Regions from separate parts of the Mus musculus genome. Here region 1 is linked to region 2. The links are chromatin loops, found by intact Hi-C in ENCODE. Cell type or tissue: gastrocnemius. All regions are shown on one strand. Each heading gives the region's core, and the rest is flanking DNA. Links, peaks and the distances in the headings are about the cores only. Region 1 holds the start of D830013O20Rik (RIKEN cDNA D830013O20 gene). Region 2 holds the start of Six1 (sine oculis-related homeobox 1).

Region 1 (14,711 bases), core at 4,419-12,418, 360 kb before region 2:
GGCTGTCCTCACACATAATGACAGAGTGGAGAAGCTGCAGCAGAGGTCACGTGACCAGCAAAGCTTCTCTTGGTTCCCAGCCAGCCCTTTCTGGAAAAAGGTTGCCAAGTCGTCACCTAATGTGTTCCAGTTGCTTGAAAAATCTAATGTCATGAGAAACGCTGTCTATTGTTTTTAATATTTTACTTCTTTGATTTACGTGTGTGTGTGTGTGTGTGTGTGTGTGTGTGTGTGTACATGTGTACAAACGCCATGGTGCATATGTGGAGGTCAGAGGAGAACTTTCATGAGTCAGGTTTTTTTTTTTTTCCACCGAGGGGATCCCACAGATCAATTCTGGTTGTCAGGCTTAGCCTCAAGCACCTTTGCCCAAGTCAGCCATCTTTCTAGTCCAATACTTCATCTCTCAATGCCACAGCAGAATGTCCCCAACTGGACAGACATCAAAAAGTGACTTACAGCCTGGTTAACCTGTGACTCCACAGGCTTTAGCTCAAGAACTGATAGCTGTGGCCAGGTAGGTGCCTTTCTCTTCATGACAAGTGACCAGATCTAGTGAGCCTTCATGCTGCATTGAAACATGTATTTATTGTGGTATTTCTACCTTGTACCCACTCATATTCTGGAATGCTACTTGCTTTATTCAAGCAACCTACATCTAACCTATGTTTAGAATGCTGTTTGTTTGTTTGTTTGTTTGTTTTGAGAGGTCTCTTCATGCAGCCCAGGTTGCCCTTGCGCTCACAGCAGTCTTCCTCGGTTGCCTGTTGAGGGATGGGATTAAAGGGTGTGAGCCGTCACACTCTGCCTGTTCAGTATTTTGATTGCTCTGCTAGTGCTCTGAATCTGTGGAGGCTGGAGCATCGTTTACTTCCTAAGCACAAGAACCTTGGCTAGTTCTCAGCTGTACCAGCCATGACGCGGCCTGCCTACGGCTTGGGACTTTCATCCTCAAAAGTCCAATAACAGTATATTCCTAGCGGGGTTTTGAGAGGTGTCAATGAATCATGTAAAGGACTTAGTCTAGTGCTTGAGGGCATAGATGCTCAAAAGTGGTGACATAGACTCCTTGCAACATTCTGTCCCTTGGAAAGGACAGCAGAGACTGCTCCCACAAACACTGCAGACCCATCTCTAACCCTCAAAAGTCCCCAGCCACCTAGCCTAAGGCTCTGGGGGGCTGCAGAGTCCAGGGCAACAGCAACTCCATGCAGCAGCCTGGATGCTCTGAGAAGCATGCCTGGCAGCCAAGGGTTTGCCAGCACCTCCTGCTGCTGGCTGCCACATTTGGAGCTGAAACCTAAGCATTGTGGCTTACATCATTGCCCTCTGGGCAGCATGGTGGGTGTGTGACACTGCCCACTCTTCCTCCTTGTCACCAGCATATGGCGAGATGGGAGGGGGACTGAACTCACAAGGGGGATGTCATGGTGTTTTCCGGTGTGCTCTCTATAGATGCTAGACTACACCTGTGTCCCAGTGCTTCCCAGGGCTTTGAGTGAGAGTGTCGTTGCCAAGGAATGTTGGCTACTGCAGCTAGCTAGATTGTGTGGCACTTCCCAGCCTCTCTCCTGCTCCATCTTGGCTGTGTTCCTGCCATTCTCATGCCAGAGGACATCACTGCCCTGATGTTGCACAAGGACAACATGGGGGCACAAGAGCGTTGGCTTGTTTCTCTTTTGAATTCCTGATTCAGAAAGCAATGGGTTCAGGGTCTTGGTGGATTGTGATTGATCTACTCCTGTGGAGAGAAACTCCAACCTCCTGGAGTCTCTTGCCAAGACATCAAGGTAAGATTTACGGAAAGGAAAGAGGAAATGAAGGAAGAAAAGAAGAAAGAAAGGAAGGGAGGGAGGGAGGGAGGGAGGGAGGGAGGAAAGAAGGAAGGAAAGAAGGAAGAAGAGTAGATGGTGGGTCAGATGAGAAAGGCTTGACTTTATTGCTATGACCTAGTCCTGTTCTAGCGGGAGAACATGATCCAGGTGAGAATCCTATGCCTAGCCTATGGTGCAGGCTATACAGAAATTGCTGAAGATGCCACAGTCAAAAGCCATCATCACTGACAACAGGTGCAGGGGGAGAGGGTAAGTGGAGCCTCCTCACCTTTGCCACCTCAAGCCAGGGTGCACACAGCACGAAGGGTCCCATATGTTCTATGAAGGGGCGGGAAGATGAACCGGGAGAAGGGTAAAAAACGACCTTGTCACTCTGGCTTCATGAATCTCTGGGAGGGAGACATCTCTTCTGCTGGTGACCCCGGTAGAGCCACCCAATGGTGAACCTGAGTATTGAGAGTCTCCAGGGCTCTACCCAATGGCGCAGTGCTAAAACCTTGGTTGCTTTTCTGGCAGTGGGGATACACACTGTCGCAAGGGCTAGGGGCTGTTGTCTGCCAGCTCGTGGCCACAGGCCCACGCTCCCTGAGGTGTGAGGGGGTGATGAACAGTGATAGATTGCTCTCTCTGGGATCTCTGCCCAGTGGCCTGGCACAGCTGGAATGTCCTTGGCCAGGTCTTTGTGAGCAGTCAGTCAGGAGATGGGTCGCATGATCAGACAGCTTGGGCTTGCTGGGGGATTTTTTTTTCTCCAGGTTTTAGAATCATCCAGGGTCATCTGAATGCCCTTGCAGCTCTTGTTAAATCCCTTAGGATCAGCTCTGAGTTCCAATTGTTCAGCTTGTGCTAAATTTGTTTAGCCTAAGTGGGCATACCCAAGGAGTAAATGTGTCAACGCTGCTGTATTCCCATCTGTCACGGAAGGGGAAGTGCACTCAGAAAAGGGGTAGCCGGTGTCCCTTGACCACCTTTCACGTGTTTCACCTTTCACACCCTTGGCCACCGTGAACTCACTCCCGGATGATGCACCTGCTCTGGACTATCCTCGTAGCAAACCTTTACTATGCAACGCCCCCTCCCTCCAAATCTGCCAAACTCAAGTGGCCTTACTCCTGCAAAGTGTTCCCTGAGACCTAGCTCGTTTTAAACACCGGAGAAACCACAGAAGCCTCGTTACTGCCCTATGGAACTCAAGTGGCCTTACTCCTGCAAAGTGTTCCCTGAGACCTAGCTCGTTTTAAACACCGGAGAAACCACAGAAGCCTCGTTACTGCCCTATGGCTGTGACAAAAATACCATGATCAAGGTGCTTTTAAAAGAAAGGGCGTATTTGGGCTTCTGGCTTCAGAGGGTTAGAGTCCGAAGGAGCAAAGATGTGGCAGCTAGAACTGGTGAGAACTCGTATCTCCATCCCTGAGAGGGAGGTAGGGTTAACTCAGAATGGTGCAAGGCTTTAGAAACTTCAAAGCCCATCCCCACCGACATACCTCCTCCAGTAAGGCTACCCTATCCCCTTGTCCCTAAACAGCCAGCAGCTGGAGACCAGGGTTTTAAACATATACACCTATGGAGGCTGGTCTCATTCAACCTACCACAGAGCCCTCATCTCTACCTGATTAATAAGTGACGATTAAGCCCCCGAGTCAGGTACTGCCAGTCCAGAAGAACACAAGATGTCTCCCTTTCCTGCCTTAGTGAATGTGAGAAGATGCACGGGCCCAGTACATACTTTGAAGGCGATGAGCAGGAAGCTGGAGGCAAACACCAAGGACTAAAGTGGAAAAGCCAGTGTAGGTGGGAACACAGTAAGTTCAGGGAAAATTAGTAGATAAAAGGAACCTGGTCCAGGCAGAGGGTGTCATGTGCTCCGAGAAATCACTAGGCAGGAGGCACAAATCCCATCTTTGACTGAAAGACAGACAGCCTCAGAACTCCGTGGAAAATAGATTACTGGAAGGAGGTACACAGTAGTCCAGACTCAGAATATTTTATGTATGTATGTATATGTGTGTAATATTGTATGTGTGTGATATATTGATATATATATATAGTATTGTATGTATTATGTATGTATGTATGTGTGTGTATATATATATATGTGTGTGTGTGTGTGTGTGTGTGTGTGTGTGTTTTCTGTTGTACTGGGACTAAATCAAGAAGCCTTGTGCATGAGCACTCTGGCATGAACTCCATCCCCAGCAGTTCATTTGATTTTTAAATCTCTTGGTAGAGGGGCACTTGCCTCCTTCTCGTTGGTTCGCTTCCTCCCTTCCAAAGCCGAGTCAGACGCAGGTCTTAGTTTGCTCATTTGTATCTGCAGCGACAGGCCATTCAATGGATCCCAGGTGGATGGATGAGATGTGTAGTTGGTGCTCAACTTGCTGAGCAGATTTCAGGCCCATCCCCCTTTTCCCTTCCCTTTCCAAAGGGGAGGAAGAGCATAGAGATCCAAACAGCCAGAGAAACTGCCTTGACCTTCGTCCTGAGGTAACCCTGGCACCTGAGACACAAAGTCTGAAGGCCTGGAACTGCTTGGGGCTCCCAGTGCCTTTCCAGGTGGTAGAGATGCCAAGGTAGTACTCTGCAAGATCAAGCACCTTTTATGGCCTCATCCGAGTCTTGGACACAAGACTTAAGTTTGCCATAGTCTTCTTACAACAATTTACAAATGGTTGCCCTATGTACAATACTGCCCAGTTAAAACAAGTTAAGTACTTTATGCCATGAACAGAATGTGATCTGCGGCAACAAGCATCACTCACGGGCATCTTTTTCTATTTCAGTTCAATTCCGGTTTCTGCATTAGGCACCGGGAGCCAGGAAGGACAGTACAGCCCTGGCTTCAGAGAGCTTATAGCTGCAGAAAACCAAACAAGCTCAGAAGCAAATAAATGATACAAAGTATTTTAATTGCTGTAGTGTAGACATCAGTTCAGCCGTGCATACAGCGACTGTCTCTCCTGGAGGTGAAGAGGCGTGGAGATGAGGAAGTGATCCACTAAGGAGGGAAAGAGCATTTATCAAGCTCGTAGGCGAGGGGAAGGGCCCTGAAAGTTAGAGTTCTCTTGACAAACAGGCAATGGGGCTGGGAGTGTAAGTCACACCAGCTGTAAGGGTATTTGTTAAGGTTCAAGTATCCTAGGCTGAGACAGATGAACCCATACGGCAGGGCTTGGGCTGGGGTGCTGGGCTCGAGAGCTTTGAATTGACCATTGGCATAGACAGCCCCTGAAGGGTTGTAGGTAGGGCACAGGGTGGCAACGGCAAGTTTACTCCAGGGAAGGGTTGCTGGGCTGGCAGGATGGGGACTAGAAGAGAAGGAGTTCAACCCAGGAAGCCAGGAAATCAAACCAGGCACAAGAGAGGTTGGTCACCTGGAAAGAGAATGACGATTCTGTAGGCAGAGCGCTGTTGCCTTCACCAGGTGCACAATGCTGACTGAGCGACGGGGCTCGAGAAGTAGAACCAACCAGTCTCAGTGCTACCCTGGGAGTGAAGGAGGAAGTCTTTTATGTCCTGCAAAGGGCAGTTCACAGTGTTGCTATACAGGCCAGCCCTGGGCAGAGGCCACATGCTGTTTGCTTGGTGGAGTGTGCAGATGGAGTTTGAATATGCAGCTGGGGTTTTCTCTGCACATGTGCAAGGTCACGTGTGGCGTGGGACACAGTAGGTGCCTGGATTAAAAAGGTCTTCGCTTGTCTCATAATATCAGAGCCAGACCTGGAGACAACGTGCAGGGTTACCTTCTTAAGAGATCTGAAATCTTCTCTTTTCTAGACTAATTACAGAATCATCCCCACCCTGCTTCATGCAGCTTGCTCTGACTCAGTCTCTGTGACCCTCACCATCTTCGTTATCCAGCTCTGATTGACATTAAACTTTGCCAGACTGGGAACTGGCATACTTGCAGTGGGCTCTTTACAATCAGGGAGACTGGATTCAGTTACGAAGGCATTGATGGTGTCTAGAAGTGATTCGGGGTTGGAGTTGGTAGGAGAAAAGAGGAGCTAGCTGCTAGGGCAGAGGTCTCAAACTGTAGCTCAGAGAAGCGAATGGAGTGGGGGAGGGGTATAGGCATTCAGTGTCTACATCTATGAGGCTCCCAAAGACAGAGGTGAGGTCCACTCCACCTTCCTAACCCTGATTTCCCGTACTTTTTCTCTGGTGTCTTTTATAAAAGCCAGTAGGTTTTCCTGTCTCCCTCCCCCTGTCTCTATCGTAACGCAATGCCTTCTCCGGGGGTGCCGCAGCCATCTGGCTATCTTCTCTGTGTCTGGCCACCTCATCAATTCATCATCCCCTTTATAATCTCATCTGAAAACATATCCTTTCTTGTTTGCTTCTTAATTTCTCCCTCCTCCGGCCACTTCTTTCTCTTTCTCTGAGACTTTATTATGACTTTACAGAACCCCAGAGGATAGATTGCCTAGGAAATATGCACTGTAAAGTAAACGCATATGGCCCTATCTCTCAGTTGTCCAGATCTAGCCCAGCTGTGCAACTTCACAGCCCAACAGCTTGGTGATATGGCACTGGCTTAAAAGCCACCTTGTTACCTTGCGAGGACTTCCATGGCATTCCTTGTGTGCCGTTAACCTTAGATGTCCGTGATGCAGACGGTAGTAGGCTCAGTGGTTTAGCAAGACCAGACCCCTGACAAGGCAAGCGTGAGCTCTCCTTCAGTCCCAGAGATCAAATATTAACTCCAATCAACTGCGAGCTTCCTGACATTGGTGTCCCTGTGGTGTTTCATAAGTCCTGACAGCTCCTTACCATTGTTTTAGGGGGGAGCCTGCACCCCATTGCCTTCCCTGGAAATGAACACTCTTTCCTTGCTTTGGGTCTTGTCCCAGCATGAAGCAGGGAGATGAATGCATATGACCAAAAATGTCAAAGATGACCTGAGAGAAAAGGGATCTTCGCACCCGTTCCAAGAGCCTTCGCAGTTCCTTTTAATGAGCTTATGTCGTGTTCTTCTCGGGTGGGAGCAGCCCAGGGTCACCTGTCAACAGCTCTATCTATAGCAGAACCCCCATGGCTCACCCTGCCATCTCTGCTTGCACAAGGCTTGCTGACCCCGAGGCTCAGCTGTGAGAATCAATCATCCCCTTCCAGACTTCATCGTTCAGCAGCTACGGGGCCTCAGCTATTTTTATCACCCCCAAGAAGCCGGTGGCCAAGGACATGCCAGGATACCTCTGCTTAGGGGTGTCGCTGTGGGAATGAGTGGTGGGAAGTCATGGCAGCTGAGCTTCTGCCTCAAAGTTAAATCCAAAGGGCCTGACCTGGAACGGAGCCACATTTGATCTTCTTCCCTTGTGCAACCTGTCCCAGAGGCTTACACAGGGGAGACAGATGTCTCAAGAGGGAAGGAGGCCAAGGACATGGTGGAAGGACTTTAGGTCGGAAGGAAAAGGAAGCAGAGTGCACGTGGCCTGGGTTACACCTAACCAGGGTGTGGGATCATATCCTCTAGATACCTGACCTCAGTGACCTGCACAGATGCAGCCCCCCAAAATAACAAAGCAAAAAAAAACCAACCAAACAAACCCTTGCTTCTCTGTTTGTGACAGTTGTCAATCTTTGTAGGTGCTTCCTGTGGGCCAGGCTTAATGTTGGAAGTAGGCCTCTAGAATCTTCTCTAGAGTTGTCCAGAGTCTAGAGGACATGGCTAATCAGGCCAGGCATCACCAAACCCTGGGGGTCTCCTTCCTAGGCTACCTTTGTCCACTGTAGGTGCGGATCCTGTGGGATACAAGTGCAGTTTATATTTGCAGAGGTCCATTTGATACCCTCAACAAACTCCTTCGGCATAACCTCTGAGGTAAGGGTGTATTTTTAGTCTGTGTAAAAATAGTCTGGACGGCCGTCTGTGCATACGTATGCTTTGCTCACCAGAGCTCCAGCACAGGGAATGATGGCAGAAGGCTCGGGGGCCCTGAAGCACTTTCATCTCTGAGAAGATGGGATATGTGGACCCCAGGGCCTTGAGGAGGTGAAAGTCGCCTCCTATATAATGCTGTGGGGGGACAGGGAAACGGGTGACCTTCAACCTCTCTAGATCCCAAGATGGAATTTAAAAAACAAAGTTAGGTGGGCCAGAAACCAGGGTCCTCCTGAGCTGGCAGGGGAAAGCCAAGTTGCTGGCAGCCACTCAGGACGAGAGGGGTCAGTTGTGAGGGTGGCCCCACTGAGGCCCCTGCAGGTTCTAGGCTACCTTCCTAAGGGCAGGAGTTCAGAGGCAGGATTTATTGGTCCCTTGAGCCAGTGAGCAGGTGGTGGCAGGAGGCCCAGGCCCAGAGATAAACTGGGGTGTTTATCAACTACTCTGGGGCCCTGGAGGCCAAGAAGGCCAAGAGCTCTCTTGCCGCTTACTTAGCCCAAGGTTCTGTCACTCTGACCAGACACCTGGCTTCTCTGACATTGTCACATCCCTGCTACACTAGCAAGCTGTGGAAAGTCTCCGACACTCACATCTGGGCAGCATGCAAACTGAGACAAGTTTCCTGAAGGAAAAAAACCTGGCAGTTGATACGGGACTCTAAAAAACATACCTTTGGAGGCTGGATGGCTCATGTGTGTAACCCCAGCATTTGGGAATCAGGAGGATCTCTGGGCTAGCCTGGGCTCTCTGAGGCCCTGTCAAGAAAGAAAGAAAAGAAGGAGAGAAGTACACCCTTGGGCTAGTAAGTTCTGCTTTCTAAGTTTCTCCAAAGCCGAGGCTGTCTACAATAGTGGAATAGCAGACTACACTCCGCTGCACCTACTTAGTGAAATACTGTGCTGTTAAACATCTGATGATACAAGAAAGTGCTAACAACGTGATGCCTGATTTGACAGGCAGGGTAACAACTATATATAGCATATGATCTAAAGGCTTTTATTATTGTAACAGTTACTACAAAGAAAAAGGTCCTTGTTTAGACAAGTTTGTTCAGAAGCCACTTGCTTGAGGGGAAGGCTATAAACAGGTGTGCAGAGCAAGAGGAGATGATCTAAGTCATGGTGGAGGGGAGGGGGAGGAGAGCAGGCAGTTTGGGAGTGTGTGTCTGAGTCCTCTCCAAGCAAAAGGCACACAGACCCTCCGTGGGGCCAGCCAGCTATGGGTATAAAGAAACTTAGTGTTGTCACTGAAGGTGTCACCACTGCTGTGAACTAAACCTCAGCTGCACGCCTACCTAAAGTGTTCAATAAAGTCCACCAAATCAGCAGCTGGTTTACCTAAGTGGAGATCCAGAGAAAGAGACCTATAAGATGATGAAGTGCAGAACTACATAACAAAGTTAGTCATGGGCATTGGTGCTCGAGGGCTGGAGAAATGATTAAGTTGGTAAAGTGTTTTGCCATGTGTATTAGTCAGGGCTATGGAGAGCAACAGAACTTACTCAATGAATCTACAGAGAGAGAAAAGGGGGGAGGAAATGGCTTGTGGGCTATGGTCCAGCTAGTCCAACAATGGCTGTTTACCAACACAAGGTCCAACCATCTGGCCTCATGGTTTTCAGTATACACCAGAATCCCAAAGAAGTAGGGTTGAATGCAGTGAAGGAATGGGCTTTGCAGCAAGAACAAGCAGGCAAAGGGAGAGCCTGCCTTCTTCCACTTCCTTTATTTAGACTTTGAGCAGAAGGTATGACCGAGATAAGGTGGGTTTTTCCACCTCAAAAGATCTAGATTAAAGGTGTATCTCCTGACCTCAAAAGACCTGAATTAAAAAGGGGTCTTCCCACTTCGTATGATTTAATTAAGAAAAAGAAATTCCTCACAGGTGTATCCAGACACTTGGGTTCTAGTTAATTCTAGATGTAGTCAAATTGACAACCAAGAATAGCCATTATTTGATGAATCTTTGAATTTGAGGCCAGCCTTGCCTACAGAGAGTTCCAGGAAACTCAGGGCTACACAGAGAAACCCTGCCTTGAAAAACCAAAATCAGTTAAAGTAGGAATAGCCACCACACCATGTAAACATGAGGATCTGAGTTTGAGTACCGAATCCCCATGAAAAATTACACACATAAGCACGCACAATTGCACTTGCACACTCTTGAGCACACACACACACACACTTGCATGCACAGGCACTCACGCACACATGCATACTCTAGCACATGCACACATGTGCACGCACGCACGCACAGGTGGGAAGCATAAAATAAGTGCTTGGAAGGTAGGAGACACCTCAGAGAATCCGAGCGTCTCTGGAGTTTGTAGGAAAATGTGGGGAGGGGACGCTTTGAACTTCCCTGGGAGCACTAAATAGGGATAAGCCTTCAAGAAAAACAGAAGCTGGAAAATTCTCTCTGAGACATGTATACATGTCTGGGTGTCCACGATCTTACACACAGGATGAATAACAGTGCGGGGACTTTAACAGTGCTATGCCCGGGTAGTGAGATTTAGGGGGATAACTGCTCTCCTTTTTATAGTTTGAAAAATTCTGGGCCAGTGAAATGGCTCAGCTGGTGAAGGCATTTGCCACTGTCCTAGTTTGGGTTACTATGGCTGTGATAAAACACCACGACCAAAAGCAAACTGGAGAGGAGAGTGCTCATTTGGCTTATGCTTCCACATCACTGTTAATCATTGAAGGGAATCAGGGCAGGCACTCAGTGTAGGAACCTGAAGGCAGGAGCTGATGCAGAGGCCACAGAGGGGTACTGCTTACTGGCCTGTGCACATGGCCTGCTCAGCCTGCTTTCTTACAGAGCTCAGGACCACCAGCTCAGAGGTGACCCCACCCACAATGGGCTGAGCCCTCCCACAACAATAACTAAGAACATACTCAACAGGCTTGCCCAAAGCCCAGTCTTAGGGAGGTATTTTCTCAACTGAGGCTCCCTCCTCTCTGAGGACTCTAGCTTCTGTCAAGATGACTTAAAAGCAGCCACGTCACTAAAACAGTCACTAGGCCTGACAGCCTGAGTTCATTCCCTGGAAGCCACATGGTGAAAGGAGAGAACTGACTTCCACAAATGGGAGCCTGACTTGTATGTATGTGCCCTGACATGGGCACGCACGCAGACAGACGACAGACAGACAGACACATACGAAGTATCTGTGTACTGGAAAGATGGCTCACTCCCTGGCATGCTGCTCTTACAGACCAGGGTTCCATTCCCGGTACCCACGTGTCTCATAGCCATCTGAGACTCCAGCCTCAAAGGATCCAGCACCCTCTTCTGACCTCCACCAGCATCAGGCATGGTGCACATACATACATGCAGGCAAAAAAAATCATTTTTAATATACATAAAATAAAATAAATACAAAGTTTAAAACATCCTATTTTAAAAGAGGACATTTCCGACTCTTGACTAGAGATATGAATCAGATGGGAGAGTGCTTGCCTACCATGCACAAGTCCTGGGTTTGAGTGTCCTGCACTGCATAAACCAGGCATGTTGTACATGCCCATAATCCCAGCACTGAGGAAATAGAAGACAGAGGATCAGAAGTTCAAGGCATCTTAGCTACAAAGCAGGCCTGAGGTCAGTTTGGGATACACGAGATTCCACTTCCAAGAGACTTTTTTCCCAACTCTTCTGTAAAAACCCTAGTTATAAAACTACATTTTGTAGCATTGGGAGGGAAAACCACTGAGTATAAACAATGTCGTTCCATGTGGTGTGTGGAGGACACTCTTGGCCTCTGGGTTGGTGCTCAGCTCCCACCACAAACACTGACTCTTCACATAACTGGGTCAGCTCTGGGTCCCTGGGCCCCTGCCCGCTCACCAACACACTGAGATGACATGGCACTCCCGGGAGCTCAGAGACATTCCAGTCTGGTCAGCAGCCCAGATCTCACTGCTGGTCACAGGCCCACAACAAACTGTTCCCTGGCAACAAGAGGTAAGACTACCGCTGTGAGGGGACAACCTGTGTTTATAATCTCTCCCTTGGGGCTTTGCTTCTACTGCTGAAAAGGCTTTCTACCTAGGCACCAGTCCTCAGCGTTTTCTCAGGATAAAAGAGAGGGGTCTGAGAGAGATTATTTGCAGATCTCTTTCTGATGGTTCTCGCAAACTTTTTTTTTTTTTTTTTTTTTTTTACTGTGGTCAATTTATTTATGCTTGAAGAGGAGGGAGGGGGGAAGGAAGGAGGTTGGCATACACAGGGGAAGGACAAACAACACTCAAATGATTTGATAAAGCCTTAAGGGATCACATTATTTTATATTTAATTTATCTAAAATTAGCCGGGCGTGGTGGTGCACGCCTTTAATCCCAGCACTTGGGAGGCAGAGGCAGGTGGATTTCTGAGTTCGAGGCCAGCCTGGTCTACAAAGTGAGTTCCAGGACAGCCAGGGCTATACAGAGAAACCCTGTCTCGAAAAACCAAAAAAAACAAACAAACAAAAAAAAAATAATAAATAAATAAATAAATAAATAAAATTAATTATACAGAATACATGTAATGTATACACACACACCCACCTTGAAATTAAGCCACTTGGACTACCAGTGCTCCCCACAAGAAACATACACTAACAAAACCCCCAGTACCTAGCACAAGAAATCTCCTTTCTAGTGGTTGGTCAAGGTAGTCCAAGTGACTCCTAGAATGGTGGAGATTATCAATGGAGCTCTTAGTTACTTCTCAAGGGTTGGGGGGGGGGGGGCGTGTTCCTATTGCCAAAGACACTACACATTTAGGACACAAGAGGATGATTTGAACTGGATTTGACCTGAAAGCGTATTTTCTATTGTCAGTCTTTCAGATACTGGAATATACTATGAATATACCCAAGGAGGAGAAGCAATGGAACAGTCTTAGGAAGGCACAACACCTATACAACACACGTGACTAGCACGGCAAAGTATCTTTAAAGGTGTGATAAGTGGCACTCCTGTGTCCACAGTAGCCAACAGCTATCTAATTGGACTTCAGGCCCACTCTACAGCCGGTGGTCTGTTACGGGAACTGTAGTCAGCTTCCATGGGCTAGTGACGTCATGGACTTTAGAAAAGAATCTACTACCCCCACTAGGCCAGCATGATCCCTTCCTACGTTCTAAATCCTATCCCCATACCCACAGATTGGTGTAGCTGCCACCTCTTATCCAAAAAGCTTCTCTTTATAGCTAATGGACATAATACAGACAGAGATTGATGGATAGTGGGGAGCCCAGACCCAACAGATACATCCATATCACAGCTCCTGCATCTATGACTCAAGAACATTACTGCAGAGGAGATGGAAAGGTTGTAATAGCCAGAATACCAGAAAGTGTTGGGTAGAATGTTCTATCCTAGAAATGGCTGCATAAACCACACCAGGACAACAGCAGTATCAATGGACATTGCTGTAAAAGAGGCCCCATCCATAGGCAAAGAACTACAGGCAACTAATGATGACTGCCCAGAGAAGGGACATTAGCCTGGAGAAGTAACATTAGCCTCTCCCAGGGATGAGCCCACCGCTGATTGTCCACTGCAGAATGACCAGCCCTGAAACTATATACACACAAACAACATAATCAGACTCAGCCGGTGGTATTTACATATCTGTGCATGGTATATACATATATACATACTTACATATATACATACATACACACATATATGCATATAATAATTAAAGAGACTACCTACATGAGAGTGGGAGTATGGGAGAGACTGGAAAGGAGGGAGGAAAGGGAAAGGGTAAAGTGATATAATTCTATTTTTGTTAAAAATATTAAAAATTATAAACATATATATATATATACACAATTTATAGTGTAATAGTTTTACTATGTAATAATCTCTTGTTTTATGCATGTATTCTATAACAATTTAATATATTTATATTGCATTCTATTTCAAAATATAAAATAATGCTTTCAAAAGTTTAATAGCAATGGGTTCTTGGGTTTCTGCTCCCTTACCTTAAATAGTGTCTAGTAATGAAACTTTATGAAGTCAGACACTGTTCAATAACCCAGGCTCAGCAAGACAAATACCACATGTTCTCTCTCATACTGCAGAGTCTAGGTTTTTATGTATGTGCATATCTGTGAGTGTGGGCATAGGCTGTGAAACTAGAAAGGGACCAGGAGAAGAAGTGTAAAGTGAGGGGAAGTGGGCTGTGGACTCCATCAGCCATGAGGGTGACACAGGAGTGATCGGGTGGACAAGAGTTCAAGGGGGAGGGAAAGGGAGGGAGCGAGAGCCACAGAAACAAAGACAGGGTGTTATGAAAATGCTGTATGAAGAAATGCTCATTTACTCATATGTTAGCTAAAAACAATTTTTAAAAAAAGGATGGGTACTGTTCACATGTAAGAACTTAACATTTTTTGTTTCATAACCCCTTCTCGGCTCCTCCCCTGGCTTTGGACCATAACCCAACAGTGTGTTCCCTTTTTTGCTTAGTGAATACACAGTTGTAGACAAATAGAAGAAAGGAATCCAGGGTTCAGTAGCACAGTATTGAATATTAATGTTATAATTAACATTAATTTATTGTGCTTTCAAAACAACTAGACGAGATGGTTTTGGATGTCCTTACTACAAAGAAATGAGAAATATTTGGCATGATAAATACACTTACTATAATGATTTGGTCATTACTCAATATATATATACACACACACACATATATACATATATATATACACACATACATATATATATGTGTGTGTGTATGTATATATACATATATATGTGTATGTATATATATATATATATCCCCATATAATGTATAATAATTATATGTCAAACTAAAATTAAAGCAGTTATTTCTTCCTGGGAGACAACAGCCTAAGATTCTATTTTGGAACTGTGTTCTTCCTGCTTGGGAGTAACACTAGAACACAGCGGAGCTCACAGCTGTAGAAAACTCTATTCCAATCGATAATCTTTTTCCAACCTTTGGGTACTTTCTTTCACCCA
Region 2 (14,711 bases), core at 2,691-10,690:
AGGGAGACCCTGCACGGAGCTGTGGCTGTAGGCTCTGTCTTTCCACCAGTCAGAAAGAAGAATTAGTCCTTTGCCCCTACAGATTAAGGTCTCCCAGCGACGGATCCTCAGAGCTGGGGGGGAAGAAAGGCTAGTGTCCTGACATAATCAGGTCAAGCAGAGAGCGGGTTTTGGGGTCTATAACAGGTTGAGAACTTTAGACACTGCTAGGAAGGAGGAGCAGAAAGAGAGGTCAAAGGTCTGAAGCAGTATTGGAGAATCTGGTCTCTTCTGGGAAACCACATTGAGACTGGGGAGGAAGCGGAGGGAAGGGGAGCAGTAAAAGGCAGGCCTGGAAGGAGTAGGGTGGGGTGGGAGAGCTCGGCTAAGGTGAAACTCCGTAAAGCTGGAGGGACTCAGAGACAGCCAGGCCTCTGCACACCAGAGATAGGGGTGGGGGAGACAGTCTACAAGTCTTCATTTCGGCCCTCCAGGGTGAATTGGGCCTTGGGCAATGACGCAGGAAAGAAAGGAGAACAGTAAGAGGTACTCCGGTGCCTTTGCCCGGCGCGCAGACCTCTATTCATCCCTGCAGGCTGTGGCGGCCACACTGTGCGCGTGTCTTTCTCCTTCTGTTCAAACCAGCCCCCACATCTTGAAGTAATCAGTAGCTGAGGAGGGACTCGTCCCCCTGGCATCTCAGGTTAAAGAAAGAGGTCCAGGAAAATGTGGTAGAGCCATTACAAGAAATCCGAGCCGCAGTCATCAGGGACTCCAATTGCCATCGCATTAGGATTGATTAGAGACCAGCAGTACCGTAATGACCCGGAAAGAGGGGCAGCCGGGGATTATTAATATCAGAATGTGTGTGTGTGTGTGTGAGGGGGGGTTAAACTGGGGAGGGAGACGTTTTAAGTTACTAGGATTTATATATAAGTACAGGCTTACCTGAGGAAACCGGATAGTCAGGGAATCACGCAAACAATAAATCTAATTGCATCTAAAATTTCACGAAGTCTGATTTTTGAGAGAGAGAGAGAGAGAGAGAGAGAGAGAGAGAGAGCACGACAAAAGGCAGACCAACATTTTAGTTTTTAAAAAAATAAACATGTAGATTTACAAGTTGATTATAAAGAAACAAGCAAAGGGATGGGGAGGGGTACACATGGACTACTTCCTTACAACTGAAACTTTAAAAAATTTTGGGGGGTTCCCTAACCATCCTGATTGTTTTCTCTTAGGAATATGTTTGCATTTTTCTCTATATACATTTTTTTTTGCAGTCTGTATAAGTTTAATAAAGAGAGTTCAAGCAGTGGTACCGGGATAGTGGGTTTTGTTTTGTTTGTTCAAGATATGAATGACCAGGATCCCAAAGAGATGTGCAGAAGAAGCGGGTTGTCTCCTTTCTTGGAGTATGAGCCAAAACAAATCAGCCCCTGATGGTCTGGGCTGAAACGCAGCTCACTGGATAATTAACTCCATCTTTCCAGTCCACCCTAACTGTTTATTTAGTGTCACCCCGAATTAGCATCACTGGCACTTTCCTCTGAACAGGAGGAGCTGCAGGCTTTCACCTCCCGAAAGGAAATTCTTCTAGCTTAGACAGATGTGATACTCAGGATGTACATTAGTTGAGAGAGAGGGAGGGAAAGTTGACTGAAAATCCAATGGAAGATAAGGACTCTCGGGGAGTTTTCATTTTGTAAACTTGCTCTCCGATGTAATGTTTAAGGAGAAACGGACCATGTGTTTTACAGGCTTCAGGACTGATTGTGACACCTCACTTTCCAGAAAGGTGATGGCCACCTCATGCTGAATGGGATCTTCTGGTTCAGACGTGACCATTGGTGTCCCTGGGCTGAGCCTCCTCCGTGTGCGTGTGCAGCTGAAATAAAATAAGCGAAGTGGGGCGGGGAGAGGGGAAGGAGAAGAAAGGAAGGGAGCTGGAAGAAAGGAAGAGGTGGATACCAAAGGGACAAAGCAAGAGTAGAGGGTGAGCGAAGGAGCGACAGCTCAGGTGCTGACAATATAAGTCACTTTTGAGTATAGTACAGAGAATGAGACTGAGGCACACAGCAATACCTTCCAAAGGCAAGGGCCCAGCACCCCTGCTTTTCCCTCTCTGGGAGTTTTCAGTATGAGGAGAGGATAGGGATAGGGAGCTCAGATTGGTGGAGACCAGAGCTAGGGTGCGTGTGTTTGGGGGTGTCCTGTTTTATCTGCCCCTCTATGTTTCTCGGGACAGTGAGGAGATTGAGATGGCATTTTCGGGGTTGCATGCATGGACAGAGTACAGGGTTTCACTCGTGGGACTTCAGCTAGTTCTGTTTGTCCAGGTGTGGGAGGGGGCGGCAGTCGACTGGCAGTCCTGGGCCAGCCTAGTACCACGGAAGCGGGAGCCTCTGTCCCCAAGCTTCCCCGAATCCAGGAGAAAGCCACTACAACCCCCTATTCCCATACATAAATACATCAGGACTACAGACAAATCCTCATTGTTTAGAAATAAGCCGAGGAGGCCGGACGGCTCCCCCCAGTGAGGCAGAACGAGGCAAAGAGGATGGTGGGAGGGAGGGGGGAGGCAGGGGACGCGCGGATCCGGTGTCGCGTTGCAGATTCCCACTAAAGATAACGAAACGTGATCTATTTTTCAGAACAGCAAGTGGATGGGAAAGAACCTTGACAACACAAAACTCATTTACTAATGGACTGGTTTTGAGTTTCTCCTCCCTGGGTCCGCAAATCTCCCTTCCTGATCCCTAGGCCTATTCAGCCCTGGTAGGCAATGGCGTTCTGACCAGGGCAGGTGGGCGGCAGCTCCCGTACTGTCGCTTAGGATCTTAACCGGGTTCCCAAGGACCTTGGGGATGAGCGGCTTCTGTCAAAGCAGAGGGGAAAGATGAATAATGTTGCCTCCGCTCGGATCTGAGTCTACATACTGCCGCAGAAAGACGACACTAGTTTATTGAAGATACCCTTGACTTCCAATCTGAACGTAGGGTATGAGCCCCAAGTCTTTCTTGATGGTAAATGAACTCAAAGAAACCCGACTGGGAGCCTCAAGGCATCTTGCTTCAAGCCAGGAAAAAAAGCAAGTAGGTCCCAGATACAGGGTTTTGATCCAAGGCCTATGTCAGCCTATGTTTTCTCCCTGGCCTTTCGGTCCACTGCTTAAGTTTACCTGCCATTCATTACCTGCACGGCAAAGGCATCCAGTGCTGAAACCCGACTTCAAGAGCATCTCTCCAGCTTCAGCCTACTAAGCAGGAGTGGACTAGAGTTGTTGAGTTTCCTTTAACTTCCGGACGCATCTTTGCTTTTCATGCGATTTGCATTGACAGCAAAGGTTTTATATTACAGAACAACTCAAACCTTTCTGTGAGAGATTTAAAATGGAGCATTTGGTTTGTGTGGTTTGTAAATTCATGTCATTTTACCTCTTTTAGTGGTTTTCAGTGAAAGGTTCCATTTTGGGAAACCTTATATATCCAAGCCAATAATTATCATTTATAACAATTGGTTCCCTTAACCGAGGGATCCAAATAGCAGAGAGGCTCCTTGGTACAAAGCACATAGCACTTCTTTCTCCCTTTTAGTTAAGCGATCTATTGGAATAAATGGAATAAGGGGGAGGGGGCAGGGGAATACTGGTGTGTCCAACCCCTTCCCCACCCACCCCCCCTGAGGAAAAACATTTTCTCATTTACCTCATTGCTAGTTTTCATATCAGCCGCTCCACTCCTCTTCCCACGTGTCACCAGTGTCTGGTACAGTCCTGACTCCTTTTGAACGGAGATGAAACATAGGGGGCTCTGGAGGATGCCCTGAAATGGTGGTCATACTATTGCTCTTCCTTCCGTTATCCTCTGTAAATGTATACCCGTCCTTATCTGTGAGTTATACCTCCTGTCTCTACGAAGACAGTTAATTACAAATTATCTGCTGTACTCAACTGACGGCTTTGCCTTTTAAGAGATGTGGTTGTGCTTATAACCCTCTTCCCATTTTAATTGTGCACACTTGTTCCAGACTTTAGGGTACTGATTTTGAGAGCCCGTATAAGTCCCCATTCTGGTCCTCACACAGCTGCCATGTCAATAAGGACTGTTCCAAGCAGAGACATTCCTCTTGGCAGGACACTACAGTTCCCCAAGACTTCAACTGAAACGTCATGAGCACTAAAATAAGACAGCGAGGGAAAATTACCAGGCACACAGCCTTGGGCTCAGCAGTGCCAGGCTTCCAGTTTAGAAAGTAAGTCATCAGGCATACCATGTGGCAGGAGCTCTTTTGAAATGATAAATACCATTAAATGCATTTTATATATTTAAAAAAAAAACCCAAGCCTAAATGTAATGACATATCAGCATCTGCTTCCAAGGTTTAATTGCTCAGGGTAGACGGAGTTTCAAGGAAGCAGAAAGCCTTGTGTGGGAGCTCATCAGAGAAGAGGTTTTCTGGCTACTTACAATCTCTCCAGGGAAACAGCCCTGAGGTGGGAACCCTTTATGATGTTGAAAGGCATGTAGCAGGGTGCACTGAACTGGGTGCATTTTTTAAAAAAACATCTAAATAATACAAAGGGAATCCCTTCTCTCACTTGGATCTCAAAATGCAAAGAGTTCTTTGGCTGATGGAATCAAACCACGGCAAGGAGACAAGCTAGTTTGAAGAGCCCAGTGTTTGCTCCCTGCCACTCCCTAAGAGGGCACACCGGAATCAAAAGCATTTTTGAAGTGTACTTAAAATTCTGTTTTCAACTTATCTAATCAGAGATAAGTATAGTCATAAAGTCACTCTCCCTCCACCTTCCCTTATCTCCACCCATTGTTCTTATCTCTTGCTTGACTTAGCCACTGACAATAGATTATCTTTGTTTAGAGAGGCTAATTGTTTTTGAAATCTTTTTAATAATTGCTTTGGAACAAGGTGTGCAAATGAGGCTTAAGTTAATTACAGCTTCATTTGTCTGTGCAGTTTTACTAAGCATTCTCCCCACAGAAACAAAATAGCAGATGATGGAACTTAAATTGCAGGACACATCTCATTGGCTGGCAGTAAAATAGGCCAGCATTGCAAACACACACACACACACACACACACACACACACACACACACTTTATTTAATCTTCTTGGAGCCACTGTGGTTCTAGCTTAGAGGGCAGTGTCCCTCTCAGAGCAGGGCAAGGATTATGTTACAACCAGACAGTTATTGGAGCTGGGCGCAGTTTTATTTAATTTACACCCCATTCAGCGCCTTTTGCATGAGGTTCCCCAATTTTTTTTTTTTTTTTTGCTAATGGCAAGTAAAGCTTTTCAGCATCCATCGGTAGCAGGGGTTGCTTTGAAAAAACGCAACCGTACAACTGGGGAAACTGAGTCCAGAAGTCTATGGACAGCAAGATTCTAAATTGCAGATGAAGCCCTGGTGTCTCTATGCTACAGTGCCAGGGTCAACCCTTCTGATCCCTCTTCTAGAGGCACTTTGAGAATGAGGGGAATGTTGCCCAGATCAGAGTCCTTGAGACCTTTAGGAGGTGTTAGGAGTTAGGAAGAGAAAGGGTGTAGGAGTTGGGGGGTGGGGGTGGGGGTGGGGGTGGGGGGCTAGGTTTGTCTTCACCTCCAGGAACCAAACCTGGAAGAAGCCACTTTCAGAGTGCTTGCAGCACAGAACCCTAGTCTCCTTTTGTATTATTTATCTCATTCCATAAGCTATTCATCAATCCATTATTTATTCATCTTAACATTAAGGTAATTAAATATGAGCTCACCGGGAAAAGCCAAGACTGCAAGAGACAGGGCTAAGAATATGGAGAAGAGGGTCATTAGAACGTCTGCAGCCATTGATTTGTGCTGCGTGAGGCTCCCCTTAGGTGACACCAAAGAGGGCGCCGCTTCGCAAGGTCCTGACTTGGTCACCACCCTTTTCAGCACCCCAGTTCCCTCCTCCCGACCCCACCTCACTTCCCACCTCTCCGGGTCCTTCTCCTCCCACCACTTCTTATCCTAGGCAGCACTCGGTAGCTTCGCCCTCCCCACGCGGGGCGGCAGGGTGGCGCGGCTTTGCTGCCGGGCCGGGCGGCGCGCAGGCTGGCCAGCTTCGGATAGGCGCCGCTCGCAGCCAATCAGCGTGTCGGGGACGCTGCGCGCTTTAAGGCCGCTGCGGGGAGAACAGAAACCAAGTTCCCCGGCAACCAGCAGCATCCACCCGGCGGCAGGCGGGAGCCAGCGAGGCCCAGAAGGCTGTAGAGAACGCCAGCCACTCGGAGTCTAGCTCACCCCTACTTCTCTTCGTCTTCCTTGGCCTCCCACCCGCCGAGGTTCGACTGGTCTCTTCGCCCGCGCCAAGGCTAGGGAGGGGGTTAGGAGCAGCCGCGCCCCCCTCCCCGCGGCAGCCGCCCCCTGCTCTCCCAGCTCTGCTCACTGCCGCGTGCGCCCGGGCCCGTGCGCCCCGGCAGCGCCAGCCATGTCGATGCTGCCGTCGTTTGGTTTTACGCAAGAGCAAGTGGCGTGCGTGTGCGAAGTTCTGCAGCAAGGAGGGAACCTGGAACGCCTGGGCAGGTTCTTGTGGTCGTTGCCCGCCTGCGATCACCTGCACAAGAACGAGAGCGTGCTCAAGGCCAAGGCGGTGGTCGCCTTCCACCGCGGCAACTTCCGCGAGCTCTACAAGATACTGGAGAGCCACCAGTTCTCGCCTCACAATCACCCCAAACTGCAGCAGCTGTGGCTGAAAGCGCACTACGTGGAGGCCGAGAAACTTCGCGGCCGACCCCTGGGTGCCGTGGGCAAATATCGGGTGCGCCGAAAATTCCCGTTGCCGCGGACCATCTGGGACGGCGAGGAGACCAGCTACTGCTTTAAGGAGAAGTCTCGGGGCGTGCTGCGGGAGTGGTACGCGCACAACCCCTACCCCTCACCGAGGGAGAAACGGGAGCTGGCCGAGGCCACCGGCCTCACCACCACCCAGGTCAGCAACTGGTTTAAGAACCGGAGGCAAAGAGACCGGGCCGCCGAGGCCAAGGAAAGGTACGCGGCGTGCTTGCCCAGGCTCGGGTGACCCCGGGAAGTTTCACCCTTCGCTCCCTTCTGCCCCCCGCAGGCGTCGCCACCAGCTTCCTACCCGCCGCCACCCGGCAGAGGTCCGTGGGGCGGCACCCCGGCCTCGGCGACGCTGCTGTGAAGGTTCATGAACTCTTGAGGTTGCCTGTTAGGGACTGGGTCGCGTTTGCGTGGAGCACTCGCGCGTGGGTTTCTTTGGTGAGGGAAAGTGTGGGGAACGGTCGGCGTTGGGTTTGTTTCATGCCCTCCGGGCTGGCTCCGGCGAAGAGAAGGGATGGCCAGGGAGTTTGTAGATCAGAGGAAACGGGGGTATTGCTTGGTATCGCGAGGGAAGCTGTTCGGTACGGCGGAAGGTCTCGAACCTCCGCTCTTTCGCTCCGTCTTGAAGCTGGTCTGAGTCGAACGCTCGGCCCCCAGTACCTCCCGGCTCTCTGCTCATTCTCTCCGGCTAGTCTATGGAGGAGAGTTCTGCTTCATTTCGCGCTAGTTGGACAAAGGGAGGAGTCTTGTAAAAAGAAATACCCTGGAAAGGGGACACTGGGGGTGTCGCTGCTGGGTGTCCTATCAGAGGCCCCAAGCCGGGAGAAGACTGCCGCCTGCCGCGCTCCCTCATGCTTGGCCGGGTTGCTTTCGCTGGCCCCGCCGCCGCCGCTGCGGGCGAGGAGAAGGGCTCCAGTCGCTGGCTTCCCCCTCCCGGGAGCACGGAAGCAAAGCTTTAAAAAAAGAAAAGAAAAGAAAGAAAGAAAAAGAAAGAAAGGGGAAAAGTCTCCCTTCTCCCCTCCTCTCCTCTCGCAGACGCGGCGGTTCCTCGGCCCGGGAGGTTCGTAGCGGAGCTTCTGGCCGAGGTTCGGAGGAGCGCGGGGCGGAAAAGTTGGGGAGCTGGGCACAGAGCCCCGCTGTGCTCGCCTTTGTTCACTGTCAGCCTGGGGGCCGAAGATCTGGCTTCCAGGATTCCCCCTGGGTGGGGAAACCACAGAGCCTGCCTAAATTCCGGGGAAAGGGGCTCTCCGGAAGAGAAAGACGGTGCTGGGAAGGGAGTGTGCAGGCGGGCGAGCGCTAGGCTCCGGGTGGCCGCCGGCGCTGGAAAGGAGGAAGAGCGAGCAGTCCTGAAGTTGAGTGGGACCCGGGGACCCGGGGACCCGGTGCGGGGACGGACTGACACTCCGTTGTGCGGGGTCGGCCGGCGCCCAGCCGGGGCGGGGCAGCGAAGTTTGCCCGGCTGAGAAAGGGTGGGAGGCTCTGGATTGTGGGCGAGCAGCTCAGAGAGGAGAGCAGGAGGGGCTGGGGAATGAACTAGGAGTAACGAAACAGGGATTGCTCGGCTCCAGCTACCCTTTAGTTTACAAAACGGCCGGTCCCCAAGCCAAGCGAGGGCCCACTCCCGGGTGAAATCCGAGAGACTGGCTAAGCTCCCTGTGTTTACTCAGGTCACTGGGCCGCTCTGGGCACGACTTCCCATGACCTGTCCTAGGTCTCTGGAACCCCAGCCTCCAGACAGGGGCAGGGAAACTGGTCATCTAATTGTTTCCTCAGATGGAGGCAGGCAATTGACTTGGGTCAGAGCAAGCATTTGTGCATTGGGCAGTTTGTCTCCCGATCATTTCGTTATTGCAACAACCATTTGTCGGAAGGCTTCCAAACAGTTACTTGGAACTATGGGGCTGGTTAATAGGTACTTAAACATACAAAGCTGAAAACATTTTTTTTTTCTTTTTGGCTTATTTTAAATAAATCTGGTTCACCCGACTGTGAGACGTACAGTAAAGTAAGGAACTATCTCCCAGCAGCCCCCCACCCCCATTTCTTTAGGCTGCCTCTTCACCTCCCCCATGACCCTTGGGGCTGGGTGGGAGGCAGAGCGCCTCCGTTTGGGTTGGTGACAGATTGCACAACGGCCCTTTCCTCCTCCCAGCCCCCCTTCTTTCATCTCACACTTTTTAAAAACAGCAACAAAACAAAACAAAACTTCTTTTTAACCATATGGCGTTGTCCTCTATTTCTCAGGGAGAACACCGAAAACAATAACTCCTCCTCCAACAAGCAGAATCAACTCTCTCCTCTGGAAGGGGGCAAGCCGCTCATGTCCAGCTCAGAAGAGGAGTTCTCACCCCCCCAAAGTCCAGACCAGAACTCGGTCCTTCTGCTCCAGAGCAATATGGGCCACGCCAGGAGCTCAAACTATTCTCTTCCAGGCCTCACAGCCTCCCAGCCCAGCCACGGTCTGCAAGCCCATCAGCACCAGCTCCAGGACTCTCTGCTGGGCCCACTCACCTCCAGTTTGGTGGACTTGGGTTCCTAAGTGGGGAGATATTGGGGCCTTGAAGGGATGGCCGGAGCAGCAACCAACCGCAGCAATCTAGGGGACACTTGTACATAGAAGCCAGGGACAATTCTGCAGCTTGTTTCTGGGGTTCTTTGCGCAGAAAGGAACCACAGGCTTTCACAATTGTCTTTTTAAAAATTACAACCAACAGCGGTCTCAGTTGAGCATCCTCTCCCTCCTCTCCAACTCTTAATACCCTTGCATTTCCCCTCCCACTAAAAGGTCAGGAAATAACAAAAACAGCCAGGCTTGGTTCTGGGCAACCCAGGCATCCTTTACAGTAGTCCCTTATTCCACCTCTTCTTCCTCCTCCTCCTCGTCTTCTTTTAATGAACAGAAATTACAAATCAGCTGGATTGTAATTATTTTTTTAATTTATTTATGGAGAAACGGTTTAGGGAAGAGGAAAAGGAAATGAAGAGAGATCAAAATAATGAAAACAAGAAACCTTCAGTGTGAGGGGAACTGGCTGCCTTCTTAAGACAAATAGGAAAACTATAATCACAGCTGTTTTTTGATGGGAAGATTAAGTTTACATTTTTCATATTTAGTGTTAAATAATTTTATGTAGATTAAAATAAAAGAGCAGTATTAGCAAGGGAAACAAGTGCCTAAATGTCTTAATGCTCTCTATGGGAGGCGGTTAGGGTAGCAGCGATGTTAGTAATACAACTATTTTTGTCAAATTTAATAGGGGTTTTGGTGATTGTTTTCTTGTTTTGTTTTGTTTTTTAATTTTTATGACAAACTCTAAACGTGTACCAACGAGGGAGGGGGAAAACCCGCTTTCCTAAATGTCATCAGTTCTTCCTCAGAAACTCTCCTATCTGTAGGCTGCCTCTGTGCAGAGGGCTCTGCTACTACTCCTAGTTCCTACTTACAAGAGGGTGCCAACCAATCTGGCAGCCCGGTGTTTGTTACTAAAACAGCATGTGTTTTTAGGCCTCCTTTCTATTGTACCTAAACCAGTCTAAATTAAAACTCAGTAGCCCAGCAGGAGTTTGATTCTGTTTCTGAAAGGTGAGTTGTGTATTGCTGTCACCGGGCCTATTTAAAAACAAGTTTTCTTGCTTTCTTAGTAGTAGTTGTGAGTTGCAGAGGGTATTTTTGAAGTCTGTCACCCGAAACAGAGAGAATAGTGGCTAGGTTAATGATATGACGAAAGAAAAAAAAAATTAGCCTTGGGTATTTATTTATTTTTTTGTTATTTAGAAATGCAGTTTTGTTTACCACTGTTTCTTCTCCACAGCCTTCATATGTTAGCTTGGCTCTTTTGTGTTAGCAACTTATGAAAAGACTGTGACAGCAAACCTAATTTATCTATTTTTTTAAAAGGGAACTCGAACAAGAATTTAAGATTATGAATTGAATTGTACAAATAAAAAAGCAGGTCATCGGAAGCTCTTTTGTCAGATAGTGCCCAGAAAAATCCCAGGAATCAAGAAGGCTCCATGATCTTTTTGCCTGGGGCAAAATGATGTATCTTCTGTATTTAGCTTTTAAGACTAGTAAGACAAATGGCATTATTTATTAAAATTCTACTCAGGATAACAGGGTTGGCTTGCTCATGCTTTGTAAAATATTGTTCCCCAGGGAGAGTTTATTTATTTTCTGACATGACAGTTTCATAATTTTGATTTTTCCTCATCTATAAGTGTCAATATTAATATATTTCTTTCTTATCTTTCCGTATTGTTTTTGACCTGGAGAGAGAGAGAGAGAGAGAGAGAGAGAGAGAGAGAGAGAGAGAGAGAAAATGTGTGAAAGTAAGGCTCCCTATAATGAGTTTTTTTTTTTTTTGACTGTCGGATTGTTTTGAGTTCAGAAGAGAAATGGTCATTGTGCTTTTAAATATAGTCACTTTTACTTATAAAGTCATTTTCCCTTGGTGATGGACAGATATGCACACAGAGACCATCATTTGGTCTGGGAGCTCCGGGTCCCATTCTCCCTTGTTAGTGTTTTGGATCATTAAGTCGGTGTTTATTTAAGTCACTAGGGTGTTTATTCTCCACGTCTTGGGCCACGGAGAAATGCCACCCTCTGCAGGAGGGGCTCTCTCAGGGAATCTCCACACATTCTTCACATTCACTCCCCAAAACAAACACCCGGCACAAAGATAGCTTTCAGTGACCCTAACAGGCTTCAAAAGAGACCGCGGAAATCTCTCTGGAAAATAAGGAAGGGCCAATTACTTTAATTTCTTACATGCCCTCGCTTCCTACTCCGACTACCCCCCACTCTTGCAGCTCCGCTTGGCATAATTTTAGAGTCGTGAAAGTTCTGTATCCCAGGGCGCGCCGGCCCACTTCCTGCTCGCTTGGTTGGTGGATCTTGGAAAAGTCTGCAGGTCTGGCTAGCAGCTAAGACGGCCGGTCCTGTAAAAGCCCCCGTGATTACTGCTTGTAAACTCGTTAAAAGGACAGTTTTCTGTCATAGCCATAAACTCTTTGTAAAATCCCTGGCACCCGATCCAGAATGTGCGTATTCCAGATGTGTCTAACAAGAAATTGCAGTCTGCCCTTCTCCGCCATTCTCCGATCAGTCTGGCTAAGAGCGGGACACGCGGGGGAAGGCGAGAAAGCTGGATATTGCTTAGTTTTCTTGGCAATCATTTTTAGAGCGATCATTAGTGGGGAGCTAACCATATTTCTTTCCCTCGAGGAAAACTGAGAGAACCAGCTGTTGAGGGGCCAATTTGCCTTCTCGGAGTCAAAGTTTAACTGAATCTAGAGCCACTTTTCGTTTCTCCACAGATTTCATAGCGATAGCCAAAAATAATGAGCAGGATCTTACAAATAAGGCGGTTTTAGGACGAAACTTCACAGCATTTGCCAAGCGGGGGGGGGGGTGTGTGGGGGGGAGGAACAAAAACAAAACAAAACCCCCACCAAATCAAGTGATGTTTTCTAAAATGTCTTTAATCTCGATACAAGGTCGCCAGGATCCGGCTTTCTTCTCCCTGTGACCCCCTGGCTGAGAAAGAAGTTTCCTAAGTATTTGGAGGCCAAGGGGTTTGGCCAGCAGTTCCTGAGTCTTTGGTTTAACAGATAATAGGGACTCAAGAACTGGGATTTCAAGACCACTGGAACTGTCAGCAGGAGGTATTAAACCTATCTTCTAGGCAAGGACAGCCTGGTCTTCATCTGGAGATGGGATGGAAGCTCCCAGTGGAACCGCGTTGATGGGCTAGCTCCAAGGGCTAGGCACCTCACCCCTGCGCAGCGACCCTCGGCCTCTGCATCGTCTGTTTGCAGAGGCCGCCTTCATAGAGGCCTCCCAGGCCTGAAGGTCTTTCGCTGGGCCCACGGGCAGGACTCCAGACCTAGGATAGAGAGGCTTCTGCTGCAGAGAACTGGGGGAGCGTCTGTTATCCGCCTGCTCGGGAAGCTGTTGGTGCCACTCTGCATTAAGGAGGCAAGAGCAGTCCTGGGGCACTGAGACTTCAAGGGCAGGCTCTGCTCCCTGTAGTTTCCAAAGAGAATCGCACCTGTCTCAGGACCGGGATCGTATGGCAGCTCCAGGCGCAGGGGCTTGGTGGACCCCTGAGAAGTCCCGGAGACTTCTCAGTCTCCAGTCCCGCCTGGCCTCAAGGGAGAAGAGGAGGTCTTAGGCTGGGCCCGGACAATGCAGCTGTCCCCTTGGGCGTCTCGGGACATCTCCCAGACTCAAGGCTCGACCTCCCTGATGAGTTCCTAGCCCACGTGAGTGGCACAGGGCGCTCCACCGTAGGGTGACACCCAGCCCTGAAGTGGGGTAGATTTCCTGGCTGCAAGAGGTTCCCAGAGCAAGTGTCAGCGCCCCCGGGCTTTTACACCACGCCCTGGACAGTCCGCTCGGTCCGTGCCGCCTCGGCCCCGCCGTCCGTTCCCCCGCGGCCCTTCCCACTAGACTGGAGCCTTGGCTTCGACTCCGTGACTTAAACGCCTTACCGATCGCTGGCCAAGCAGTGCCTATCAGGAAGGTGGCCTAATTAGGAGTTAGCCTCCATCTCTGCGGGTGGGGAGAGGTACCCGGGCTTCCAAAGTATTTCTCTTAGGGCAGAGTCGTCGCTTTGCTTCCACAGTGTAGTCGGGTGGCTCCGGGGGACAGCTCCCTCTTCCCTTTGTCCAGTCCCGGATCCCAGCCGAAAGGCACCAGCCCAGGGGCGCAGCATTTCTGGTTCTGGCGGTTGAAGTACACATTCTAGCCAGATTTTATAGACGTGGGTGGTATTGACAGGCACAGGTGGGGTGTTCCTTTTCCAAAGCCTTCTCCCAGAAGGCTCTAAAACCTTCTAGACCACCCCCCTCCAGCGGTCCAAAGCCAGAGGAGCTAGTATTGGTGGCCACTTTGTCTCAGGAACATTCAGCCACTGAGGGTATCGGAGGACTTCGTTTCCTAGTTTGCCTGTGTGTTGGATTACCTTACCCACTAGAGAGGGCACTTCTGAGCACTCCAGGCTCTGCTCTGACTGGGTCTACAAACTCTACCTGGAAATGTCTTTAAGAGGGACGAGCTAGAAAAAATACTGGTGGACCAGCCAGGGACAAAAAAAAATTATCAAAATTATGTCCGAAAGCTTGGCTATTCTTTTATCCAGAGAAACAAAACAAAACACTGTCCGGGAATGGTCTCGTTTTATTGCGCACGCAGACACACATACACTCACACACACACAACTTCGTTCCAGCTGATGAAATTGGAGACCTGTTCTCCTACTGAGGATGACAATCAGGGTTTTAGACGCTGTATTCCTTTCAGACAGCGAGAAACAACACTGCAGTAGCGTTTAAAAACAAAGAAAAAGAGACTGCTAGGGGCCGGAAAGCTGCCTGCTCTCCAATCCCTGCCTCAGATCTCCTTTTAACTTGTTAATGGATGGCCCAGACCCGGTTTCTCAGCAGGTAGAGTACAACCCCACACTGCTTTTTAGAAAAGTACTCACTATTCTTTACAGGAAAGCGAAAATATTCTCCATGACCAAACAGAACAGTGTAGGAAAGAAAGGAAAACTAAAAGCCAAACATCAACAGCAAGTCTTACTGAAATGGGAGAATGGGTTAGTTTTATATATTACACATACTTCAGTGTGCCTGAAGCGGCCACTCAATTGTAATTAAATAAAATATGGCTGAAAGACACTGAGACTCTTTCTTCTCCCTTATTGTTAGCGGTAGCGATTGCCATTGAAAGAAAAGCAGAGAGATTCTGCTCTGTACCTTTACTTTGTGCAATACACTCTAAAAATGTATGCCCCACCCCCGAATTCATCTGGTCCCCTTGCTGCCCTTCCCTCAAAGTTAAAAGATAAATACTTTATGAGGTGGACACAGGTAGACTCTAACAGGAACATGGTGGACTGACAGC

Evidence for each region. Peaks named below come from ENCODE experiments on the same cell type or tissue, not always from the same donor. Only the 100,000 strongest peaks of a DNase experiment are listed, where the experiment ranks them.
Region 1: a loop joins it to region 2, with 5 times the contacts of the local background. A loop is called at or near these places in 3 of 42 quality-filtered maps.

Annotation. Positions count from the first base shown.
Region 1 is chr12:73,396,482-73,411,192 of GRCm38, reverse strand. D830013O20Rik (RIKEN cDNA D830013O20 gene) reads left to right here and starts at 1,630. Exons shown (of 4, transcript NR_046013.1): 1 at 1,630-1,790. Gm40442 (a long non-coding RNA gene) reads right to left here and starts at 8,447. Exons shown (of 3, transcript XR_872822.1): 1 at 8,390-8,447; 2 at 5,210-5,321; 3 at 4,732-4,833. In gastrocnemius, for the core only: no CTCF peak of the experiment used is centred there; a DNase peak (open chromatin) is centred at 9,273; H3K4me3 peaks cover 2,994 bases; H3K27ac peaks cover 8,000 bases.
Region 2 is chr12:73,038,162-73,052,872 of GRCm38, reverse strand. It overlaps Six1 (sine oculis-related homeobox 1), which reads left to right and starts at 6,161. Exons shown (of 2, transcript NM_009189.3): 1 at 6,161-7,006; 2 at 9,044-11,046. The coding sequence starts at 6,447. The coding sequence ends at 9,338. Gm51264 (predicted gene, 51264) reads right to left here and starts at 6,988; the gene lies at 6,925-6,988. In gastrocnemius, for the core only: CTCF peaks have their summits at 6,162, 7,073 (motif pointing left), 7,656 and 8,910; DNase peaks (open chromatin) are centred at 8,161, 8,443, 9,267, 10,239 and 5 more places; H3K4me3 peaks cover 7,883 bases; H3K27ac peaks cover 8,000 bases.